3 separate regions of the Homo sapiens genome follow, and all the other regions are linked to region 3. Evidence: chromatin contacts called from ENCODE Hi-C or POLR2A ChIA-PET data. All regions are on one chromosome and are shown on one strand. Each heading gives the region's core, a stretch centred on a gene start or an enhancer-like site at or near the end of the contact. The rest is flanking DNA. Distances are from core to core; before and after follow the strand shown. Region 1 holds the start of KCTD6 (potassium channel tetramerization domain containing 6). Region 2 holds the start of PDE12 (phosphodiesterase 12). Region 3 holds the start of THOC7 (THO complex subunit 7).

Region 1 (3,756 bases), core at 768-3,267, 5.4 Mb after region 3:
TAAAAAGCTGTCACAAATAGTCACAAAATCATAACATTCCTCTTAACCCTCAGTTTCCGCAAGATAAAACGGGATAATACCACCTTCCCAAAACGGGGTAATTACACCATTTAGGCACAACACAAAGGCAAAAATTGGCCTATAAGAGTAACACATCAGGACAAGGAAAGAGAACAGGTTCCCAGGGAGGTCCTGTAGTTGAATTCTGCTCCGTTACTGATTATGAGACCCTGAGAAAATCACTCTTTATGCCCAGCTTCTTCTTTGGGGAAATGGAGAAAATAAGGGAGATCATGAATATAAAACCATCTGTAAACTAGCAAGTATTAGACAAATGTGAAAACATTAGTGGCAGCAGCATAAACAAAATTTCTAGGTTAACATGAGAAACTTGAGTGTGAACACAAGTAATTTAGAGCATTGGCCTGGAGACGGCAAATATGGAGGAGGCAGCCTCTTAATTTGCTTCAAATCTCCCCAGGTCCTCCTTTTCCCAGAGCTCCAGAAGGGAGAACTATATACAGGTAAAGGGGAGTGTCTAGTTTTCCCAGAGTTCACCAAACACCTGAGCTCCTGATCTCAGAAGGAACTTCTTTAAAGCATGACTCGGGATTATCTCCAAGTTAAAGCTGAATCCAAATACATACAGGTACTCCATTTTAAATGGACCCCAAATATCAAAATCCAAGCGCACTGAAGGATTCATAGGGTTCACCCTAAGATTCCTTTAAGTAGTAATGCTTTGGTTAAAATATGATTTATGAAAATTCAAATCACAAAACTTTGGAATGGCATCCATGGCTATCCTGACCACTCCATCGTTCATATCTAAGGCATAGCACAAAATCAAGTATCAGTATGGACTGATGGTTTCGGCCAAAGAGAAAATACTCTCAACCTACCAACCCTGCTGACAAACACATTTTCCTTTTCCTAGCTACATATTCGTTCATTTGAAAACATCTCAATCTTGGGCTCAGGACTGTGCTACATGCTGTCCCCAAGCTTCTCTCCTATCCCAGGATGATTCAAGTAATAGGGCATTTGTGACAGCGAAAAAAAGAACATGCCAGGGGGATATAGAAGAGATACTTAGGCTACCCCAAATATTCTTAGCCGAGCCGGGTCATCCCAGGTCACTTTGCCACCCAAACCTCTTCTATCACAAAGTCCTAAAATTGGATCCATCAACTTGTTCTAGAACTGGTATACTTGAACAGAAACATGGTAACTTCGGCAGAATATCCAAACAGGATCTCTGTCACGTTTCATTTCCCCGTCCCACCCCCAGACACAGCCTCCACCACTGTCAGCCCAGCAGGTGCTGCCAGGGCTCCCCATTACCATGGCCATTTATCACCTCTGACATCAAGCATTAAAAACGCCACCACACACACACAAATCTAGGCATAAAGAACTCAGCTGCGATCTGAGAGTCTCTTCAGGGCAGAAAATCCCAAAGGCAGGGTTTTGAGTCCTGCCTCAAGCTTTAAACTAGGGCAATTGGTGGCTAATAAGCGCCATCTCCCAAAAACAATCATTTTCGAGCACACCCCAAATATCTCCGTCCGGGCCGCCCTTCGCTGCTGCCCCGCCAGCGAAGCCCCCGCAACCCGACCCGGCCAGGGGTAGGGCGGGCGATGCTCCGGGCCCGGACGAGGGGCGCGCCGCGGGGCTCCGAACCCGGGCCCGCAGAAACCGCGCATCCCCGCCGGGCGGGCCCCGGAACCCCCGCCCAGGCCCCGCCGCGGGCACCTCCGCTGCTGGCTCGTGCCAGCCCGGGACGCGCGGTCCCCTCAACGCGGCCCCGCCGCCGCCCCGTTCCAGGAGCCCCCGCCCAGATCCTCCTCAGCCCCGCTCCCCTGGCCGCTCGGCGCAGACGTCTCCTGAAACCCGGCCCTCCCAAACCCCGGCCCCGCAAGCCCCGCGCCAGCCCCACTCACTGCGCGGCGGCGGCGGCTGCTGCGGCCGGGCCGGGAGATGCCCGCGGCCGGAGAGCGCGAGCGCGGGGACAAGCGAGCCCGCGCCCGGCGACGGCGGCGGCGGCGGCGGCAGAGGGGACGACTGAGCCCGCGCCCGGAGTTGCGGCTCCAGCTGCCCGGCGCGGGCGGCGCCTTCCCAGCAGAGCCGCGGCGCCACGAGCGCGGGCGCCCCCTAACGGCAGCGCGGGCTGGAAGCCAGAGAGCGGGCGGCCTGAGGAACTCAGCCAGCGCAGTCGGAGCCGCGCGGTCAAGACCACACGACCGCAGCCCCGAAGCCCCGCCCCGAAGCCCCAGTCCCGCCCCTTAGGCTCCGCTCCGAAGCCCCGAAACCCCGCCCCTACGTCCCGCCTCCGCCCGCAGCCTGGGGTCCGCCCAACCCCAGGCCCACTGCGTCCTCAGGGGTGGTGCCTCCACAGCTGTTTCTCCTTAGTCATTTCACGAACTTGTATGGGCCCCCCACTATATCTCAGGCCTGGGGGTTTAGGAGATACAGCGGCCACCAAGACGGAGGCGGGTCCTAATCAAAGGAGAAGACAGACAAGACTCAAGGAAACAGCTAATAGACAAAATAATGACAAGTTATGGCCGTAAGTGTTGGGAGGGACATGATTAGAGGACTTAGATGGAGAAGAAGGGAAGGGAGCCCCTGCTCCAAACGCAGTGGCCGAGGAAGACCTGGACCCCGACCTGCGGCCAGAGCTCCTCCTGCCTGCCCTGCATTGGGGAGACAACCCTGCGATGAGGCCTGTGAAGAAGCCCCCGGGGCCACCGGGGCAAGACGGTCTGGTCCGGCCTGACGGGCAAGACAGCAAAGGGCTGCTGGGCCCAGAAGCTCAGCAACACGGGCAGCCAGGTGGAGAGAAGGGCAGAGCTACCTTCAGCAGACAAAACGACCCATGCAAAGGCTCTGGGGCCTGGAGGAGCTCGACCCTAGATGAGACTGGCGCTGGTATTGTCCCCACTTCACCAGGAAGGAAGCCAAGGCTGCAGAGGATGGGCAGCACCTAACGCCTCAGGGCTAATTGGTCTCCATCCGTCCACTCGTTCCAAGTCCATTCACTTCCTGCTAGCCAGGCCACTGTCCCCTTCCGGTGGGACCAGTTACCTGATGCTGGGTTTAACCTTCTCCACCAGAATAACCACTGGCCTTAGAAACTCACTTGGGTTTCACGTCTGCATGTGTGTGAGCTAGCTCTGGGGTTGAAATTGTATCAGCATGATCATCACAGTTATATCTGATACTTGATTTGTCTCCAAAAGCTCAAATTGATAGGTTAAATAAATGACATATGCTTCATCAACATAACTGAGTGCTACATTATCAAATTCACAAAGACTAGGTGAGAATACAGGGAAATGTGTGTGAAAATGATCAATACACAAACTAGTACACATGATATCCTGATTTTATTTTTAAAAACATAAATATATACAGACAAAAATTTTGAAGGAAATACATCAAACCATTGACCATCGTGTTCAAGATAACAGTATGGGAATGTTAATGGCATTACTTCATAACGTTCTTCTGAATTTTCATGAATATTGAATTTATAATCAGAACACATAAATATTGAATTTATAATCAGAAAAATACAATGAGTTTTGGTTTGGTTTTTCTTTTTTTTTTTTTTTGCCCCCCACTCCTCCCCACCCCACTGGGTTTTGTTGTTTTTTAATAGAAGGACAATACCAAAATTACCCAATACTCAGATCTCCAGAATTTGGTGCCACTGAAAACCCAGAATTGCCTCTGATTTACTGGGTATCCTTG
Region 2 (3,455 bases), core at 492-2,991, 6.3 Mb after region 3:
AGAACAGTGCTTGGCAAGTAGTAAAAAACATTAGCTACTATTGTTCTTGCATTTAGCGTGTGTCCCTCTCGCTAGATTGTAAGCACTGTAAAAGTCCCTGCTAGTCTTGTTCAAGGCAACCTGCAGTATGGCAGGCACACCAGAGGTGTTCAAAAAATATCTGCTGAATGAATGAAGAGTAAACTTTGTGCTGAAGATACAAGGGCAAACACACCTTTCAACAATATCTGGATACTTTCATCGCACTTTTAACCCCCACCTCATTCCTCGCCTTCCTGGCCCCTAAAAGTGGGACAGTATGTGAAGAGACGGGCGGAACTACTTTACCTGAAGAACAGAAGATCTCTGGAGCACCTTCTCCTGCGCTGATGGGTACAAAACTAGTTTCTCCAGCAGTTCTTTGTGAAGTGGGTCGGACTCGAGGGCTTCGTAGAATGAAATGTCATGCTGGCTAAGAAGGCTGAACTTAGACTTTCGGTAGAAAGTGGCCAGGCCTTCGTGCTGCTTGATTCGAAACACCCCCTCGAGCCCGAAGGCCTCTAGGGCGGGTACCAAGCTGTCAGAAAACACTGCGCGGTCAACCTCCTGCAAACAGATGACATCGGCGTTGTAGCCGGTGAGTTCCTTCTGGATAAGGTTCTGGCGGTAGTCGAGCTCCAGGGCGTAGGGGGCACAGTATGGGTACAGAACCGTTCGCGAGAACTCAGTCTGCGCGTACGTGTCTGCCAGGATGTTGTAAGAGACAGTGCGGATGAGAGCGTCCTCAGTCACCTTCTTCGTGTAGAGATGCCGGTGGTCAAAAGTGCAGGTGCCAGGCCCAGCCTCTACCACACACACACTTTCCAACTCCCGGCTGTGCCCAAAGCGCTGCCCATCGCCTGGGGTGCAGTGAAGCTTGAGCCTTAGCCCGATGTCGGCATTGGACGGGGTGTAGACACGCTCCTCCACATCAGTCTCAGTCCAAGAAGAAGAAGGTGAGGAGGGAGACAATGACGAGGGGACACCGACCTCGGGCTCCGCCGCTCCGGGCTTGGCTTCCTTATACCAGCGGAAAAGGGAGCTGGCGGGATCCCCAAATTCGAGGCTGAGTTTGGGGCACACAGGGAACCCGGCCATGATGTAGCGCGGCAACTGCAGTTCGGTGAAGGCGGGCGGGTTGCGCTCCACCTTGTACTTAACATCGCCGATCTGCAGCACCGCGCCGTCTTGCCAGGCATCCACGTTGAGCACGTCCTCAGCCACTGCCTCTTCCCGGTAGTACAGCTTCACCACGGGCTCGCAGAACACAGCCGGCTCAGGCCCCGGCCCTGAACAGGCCGCACCGCCGCTAGCATTCGGCCGGCTCTTCCTGCTCTTCTTGGCGGCGGCCGCCTTAGCGTGACCCTTTAGGGCATTGGTAGCGATGCGGCTGAGGACTCGACCCAGCGGCTCGCTCTGGTCGCGCTGCATGTTCTTGTGGCTACCATCAGCCAAAGCGAATGACAGGCTCAGCTTGGGTTCCGAAGGTACGCAGCGCACTACAGCGCGCTCCATCGCTCCCGCCGCTGTCTGGCTCCCCGCTTCAGCCCGGCTCAGCTTCTCCACCGCCGTCCGGATCACCCGAAGCGCGGCGCGGGCGCCTGGGAGCCTCCACATGAACCTGGTGGCCTAGCGGTCGACAAGACCCGCGGCCGATCAGCGGCCTACTGTCAGGTGGAGCTGAGGAGCCGAGGCCGCCGGCTTTGACTCATTCAGATCTCGCGACTTCCGGCTAGCGAAGAGAGGGAATGAAGTGCTTCCGACTCGCACTTTCGCCTAGCGCGTGGGCACGCATGTCTGTAATACTCTGAAGATTAATTTTTACCTACACGATAGGTCAGAATTATAGGGAAGTGAAGAAAATATAAAGGTGTCAGAGGAAAATACTAGATTCCACGGTTTTGTCGAAAGTGCATGCTGGTGACGGGAGGGCATGCCCTCCAAGCCGGAAGTGGATAGGGTGGTGTCACGTGTTCCGCTTCGTTGGAGGAGGTGGACACCTGTCTTGGAATCTTGGCTGACCAGCTCTCCTCCCTGCGCCCGGGACTGGACTGCGCTAGGACGTGGAGGCCTCCACCCGGATTGCGAGCTTTACTCGCAGTGTGGAAGGTGTTGCCCATTTCATCTCCACAGCTTTGCCGACCCTGATCGCTCGTTTCGGTGGCCTGGTGGGTTCACCCCAGGCTGAGCCAGCGCCTACGCACCTCTGAGCAGAGCCTTTGTGGTAGTTAACAACGAACGATATACAATAACTCCGTTTAGTGAGCGCAGACTATGCGAGAAACGCTACACACACTATCTTATTTAAGCCTCATAGTTCTTATGAGGTAGGTCTCTTTATCCATCGCTTTACAGATGCAGAGTCCCGAGATATTACCTGCTCAGGGTCACACAACTATTAATTGGCAGAAAGAAATAGTACTGACAAACTGCGGAAGGCTGTTTGTTATTTTTTATTAGAGACAGGTTGTCACTTTGACGCCCAAGCTGGAGTGCAGTGGCCTGATCATAGCTCACTGCCCCCTCGAACTCCAGGGCTCGTGCGATCCTCCCGCCTAACCCTCTCAAGTACAAACAGGCAAGAGCCACCCAGTGTTTATTTTTAGTTAGTAAATAGGAAGACTCTATTTAGTTACTACATTTAACAAATAAAATTACAGGATCTCAGTTAAATTCAATTTCAGATAAGGAATAATAATGGGGCATATATTAAGAAATAGTTGTTTATCTGTTTATTTTATTTTTTTATTTTTTAGGTAGGGCCTTGCTCTTTCACCCAAGCTGGAGTGCAGCTGTGCGATCTTGGCTTACTGCAACTTCGGCTTCCAGAGTTCAAGCGATTCTCGTGCCTCAGCCTCCCAAGTAGCTGGGACTACAGGCACACACCACCACGCCCAGCTAATTTTTGTATTTTAGTAGAGAAGGGCTTCACCATGTTTCCTGGGCTGGTCGCGAACTCCTGGCCTCAAGCAAGCCCCCCGCCTTACCCTCCCAAAATTCTGGGATAACAAGTGAAAACCACCTCCCCTGGCCTAAGGAATCGTGCACTTTATTGCTATTTCTTTTAAAGGTCTTAAAGACGCCGGGCCCAGTGGCTCACGTCTGTAATCCCAGCACTTTGGGAGGCTGAGGCGGGTGGATCGCCTAAGGTCAGGAGTTCGAGACCAGCCTGGCCAACATAGTGAAACCCCGTCTCTACTAAAAATACAAAAAATTAGCTGGGCATGGTGGCGCACACCTGTAATCCCAGCTACTAGGGAGGCTGAGGCAGGAGAATCGCTTGAACCTGGGAGATGGAGGTCATAGTGAGTTGAGATCATGCCATTGCACTCCAGCCTGGGCAACAAGAGTGAAACTCCGTCTCAAAACAAAACAAAAAAAGGTCTTGAAGAACGAATGAATTGCTTTACCTGTAGACCAGAAAGAGGTCCAGTGTG
Region 3 (3,789 bases), core at 900-3,399:
AACTTTTCACCACATGACAATTACTTTCTTTTTTTTTTTTTTTTTTTTTTTTTTTTTTTGAGATGGAGTCTCGCTCTGTCGCCCAGGCTGGAGTGCAGTGGCGGGATCTGGGCTCACTGCAAGCTCCGCCTCCCGGGTTCACGCCATTCTCCTGCCTCAGCCTCCCAAGTAGCTGGGACTACAGGCGCCCGCCACTACGCCCGGCTAATTTTTTGTATTTTTTTTTAGTAGAGACGGGGTTTCACCGTTTTAGCCGGGATGGTCTCGATCTCTTGACCTCGTGATCCTCCCGCCTCGGCCTCCCAAAGTGCTGGGATTACAGGCGTGAGCCACCGCGCCCGGCCGACAATTACTTTCTAAACAATAACTATCCCCACCAAAATGCAACTTGGTATTGTGAACCCCAATCAATTGACAATTTCAGTTTACAATCTGTAGTACTTAAGATTTAAAACAATTCTTCTCTTAGAGTGCCCTGTCTCCTAAAACCAAGGAAATGAACAGGGTCTGATGATGCCCACCTACAGCCAGCGTTTAGGTCAGTATTTTTTCAAAGTCGGAAACTTCATACCTTAGGGGAGAGCAAGTCACATCTCAGAATCTTCATGTAAAGTAATTTTTGTCTTTGTGACAAAAGTCAAGTTCTTGAGCACTAATTCTTGAGAGCACTGTAATGGTATTATTGAAGTCACTGGTCTCACATAATATGACTAAAATTGTACATATTTCTTGCTAGAGGTTAAACACACTTCACTTTAATACATTTGCATCTGCAACTTCTCCTCTTTGAAAGAACTGGGGGAAAACAGGGAGAATGTACCTAAATTTAGTAAGGAAAGTGAAACAACCAAGTTTATCCTACACAACTTCTTCATCCCGGATATGAAGATGCAAGATCTACTTGGGGGACAGGAAAATTGGAAAACAACGGTATGGCTGAATAAAATAACAAACCTGGGTTCAAAATGAGACACGATCCTGGTGCTAATCGTATCTATCCCACTGGAGGTCAAATCAGCTGCACTGGTGCCTGTTTCCTCATCCACCTCTCACCACCTAAACGTGCCATTTACGAGAAAGCTATCGAAGTTGAATCAAAGTGACTTTTGGAAAGAGATGCCAATATAATTTGCAGTGTGCTCCAAACAACTACACACAAGGCAACGTTTCTCATTGAGCACCCCCGCCCCCACTTTCAACTTCCCCTTAAGATAGGGACAGTCACATAGACATTTTTTGAAAATCAAAGAGAAAAATAAAAGCACCCCATCACGATCACCGACGAAATCCCGACTCTGTGGTGGAATTGGGTGCCGGGTGAGGACGATGGCAACACGCTCCTGGTCGCTTCGCGAACTCCTCCGGGAGGTCGCCAAGTTTCTCTTTCACCCTTTTTCCCGCACCCGCCGAGCCCAGGAAGGAAGGGGGCGGCCGCAGGGGCCGGAACCGCGCGACCTGGAACCCGGGGCCTTTTTTGATTGCCGGCCGCGCCCCGCGCAAGTGCCGGCGTTCGAGACCCGCCCCAGCGCGCGTGGGCGCCAACTTCGCGGGGACCCCCAGCGACGCGCCCCCCTCGGTACCCCTAGTCCCGCCTCTCCTGGGCTCAGCCGGATCCGGGCGTCCCCGTCACCCTCCCCACCCCCCAGGGAAACGAGCCCACCCCTAGCAGCGTCACCCTGGATGGGGCGGCGGGGCCGCAGTCACCTTCCCGGGGAAGAAGCCGGGACCCCGACTGCGGGCGGCCCGCAGCTCCCGCCGCACCCCCGCAGCCCTGGCGGCGTCCGGGCGAGCTCACCTGGCGGCTGGCTGCGGCCTCCGGGGCGGCCTCTGGGCGTGGGCCGGGCGGGGGCTGCAAGGGGGGCGGCGGGAGCCCGGGCTGCAGCCGGGGCCGCCGCCGGCCGCCAAGCCTCGCCCCAACTCGCGCCGGCCGCGGCCGCCCCCGGGGAGTACCGGGAGCGCGGGGAGCGCGGGTCCCGCGGCGGCGGCGGCGGCGGCGGCGGCGCGGCGCGGCGCGGCTCAGGCGTCGGAGCAGGCGGCCGCGGGCGCCGCCGCCTCCTCCTCCATGGCTGTTTACCCGGCTGCATTGTGGGAGTTTGACCTCCGCCGCCGCCAACCGCCGCCTCAGCTTGCGCCGCCGCCGCCGCCGCCGCCGCCGCGCACGCCATGGGAGCCGTGACTGACGGTGAGGCCCCGCTCGCCGCCACACGCGCCCGCTGCACGGCCCGCTGGGCCTCCCCTGAGACCCCTGGCCTCCCGGCCCGCTTCCGGGAACCCCTCGGCCTCCCCGGCCTCTTCGCCAGAGCGCTTCGGCCTTCCCGACCTCTCCCCGGAGCCCCGGGCCTCCCCGGCTGCTTCCCTGAGTCCTTCCTCCTCTCGCCAGAGCCCGAGCGCCCCTCGGAGACCCTCGGCTTTCCCCGTCCGCTCTCCCGGAGGCAGCGCGGGGCTATAGGGTGTGCCGGGAGCGTGGTCGGTGGGCTGGGAACACACGTGGGTGGCCGAGACGGCTAGAAGCGGTGCAAGGGCGGGTGGGACCAGAGGGAGTCCGGGTTTGTCTAGGGGCGCGGTGAGGACCCAGGAGCCGCGAAGGGTGGACAGTGGTGCCGGGCTTAGGGCTGGGGGCCTGGAAGGTTTGTGGAGGTCTGGGAGGGAGTGGGAGCTCCAGGGACGGGGCGGGAATTTCGGGACTCGTCTACAAGGGGTGTCAGGATACAGAGCGTGACACCAGGAGGGGTCCTGGGGCATATTGGGAAGCACTCACAGACAGTGGAGTCGATGGCAATGAGGCCTTGAACTGCGAGTGGATTGTGGGTGAGAAGGAGGAGCAGGGAATTATTTATAAAAGGAATAGATAGGGATGAGGTATCCGGAGGGTGATCAGGAAGTGTACCTGGGAGATTTACGGGGGTAAGGAGGAGCCAGTATAGTGATGAGACCGTCTAGGGTAGATCAGGACGATAAAAGATGTATGTGTGTGTGTTAGGAAGGGTGGTTGTCAGCTGGGATGAATTTAGAGGGGCAAAGGCTGGGTTTGTGGACAGTCTAAGGGAGATGGTCTATGGACTGAGAGCGGAAATAAGGTGACACTTTGGGGGAAGGGGCATGATTGGCAACTGGAGGGAGAACCTACAAGGTATCTGGTTAGGGAGGAAGGAGGTCCTTTGATATCTGGGAAGGGGATATCTAGGGCTCTTGGGTGTTTTTCAGGAGATGGTGACCGGTAACTGTAAATGCCTGTGGAGAGGCCACTTCTTAAGAGTTGAAGACCACCAGGGTCTCCACATTAAAGGGCCTGGCCATGGGAAGAACAGTGATAGGCCCAAATTTCCAGACTGATAAAGAGTAGTGGAGGTGGGAGGCTACTAAAGACCCAGGAACTTCATGTGGAATTTCAGCTTTGCTTCATTCCAGTTTCATTTATTTAGTGGATATTTATCCTTCCTGGACTAGGCTTTGGGATTACAACCCAGAACTAACAAGCAAGAACTTTTCCCTCTCCAAAATTTTGGTCTGAAGGGAAAGAAACATTGACTAATGAGTTTTAAGAGTGACAAATATTACCACAAGGAAGTACAAGGTTGGGAACTGTAGGAACATGTAACAAAGATTATTTATCCAATCAATGGAAATGAGAAAGCCTCCTCGAAGTTAATCCCATTTTTGAAGAATAAATAGATATTGGACTGGTGTTCTGGGTTGGTAGCCACTTGTATAAAGACCCCAAGATGTTGGAAGAACTCAAAGCTGACAAGTATTGCTAGAATTTAGAAAGTTATGAGCCAGAGATCTCTA

Evidence for each region. A loop is a pair of places that touch in the nucleus more often than their neighbours do. ChIA-PET counts read pairs that join two places held with the same protein, here RNA polymerase II (POLR2A). Pooled maps may share reads with other maps.
Region 1: a map of CD8-positive, alpha-beta T cell shows a loop between it and region 3 (15-fold over the local background). The contact joins the promoter of KCTD6 here to the promoter of THOC7 in region 3. A Hi-C loop is called at or near these places in 1 of 168 maps with a recorded cell type or tissue (CD8-positive, alpha-beta T cell) and 5 of 50 pooled maps. POLR2A ChIA-PET finds 5 or more read pairs at or near these places in 1 of 52 experiments (HepG2).
Region 2: a loop to region 3 is called in a pooled map, with 4 times the contacts of the local background. The contact joins the promoter of PDE12 here to the promoter of THOC7 in region 3. A Hi-C loop is called at or near these places in 4 of 50 pooled maps.

What each region holds. Positions count from the first base shown.
Region 1 is chr3:58,490,357-58,494,112 of GRCh38, reverse strand. KCTD6 (potassium channel tetramerization domain containing 6) reads right to left here and starts at 2,017. Exons shown (of 3, transcript NM_001128214.2): 1 at 1,944-2,017. RefSeq lists a silencer at 1,717-2,366.
Region 2 is chr3:57,554,560-57,558,014 of GRCh38, reverse strand. PDE12 (phosphodiesterase 12) reads right to left here and starts at 1,741. Exons shown (of 3, transcript NM_177966.7): 1 at 328-1,741. The coding sequence starts at 1,635. It also overlaps a transcript of DNAH12 not described here. RefSeq lists enhancers at 808-977, 1,468-2,247.
Region 3 is chr3:63,862,165-63,865,953 of GRCh38, reverse strand. It overlaps THOC7 (THO complex subunit 7), which reads left to right and starts at 2,149. Exons shown (of 8, transcript NM_025075.4): 1 at 2,149-2,182. The coding sequence starts at 2,164. ATXN7 (ataxin 7) reads right to left here and starts at 2,087. Exons shown (of 13, transcript NM_001377405.1): 1 at 1,796-2,087. RefSeq lists silencers at 1,411-1,630, 1,641-1,880, 2,211-2,430.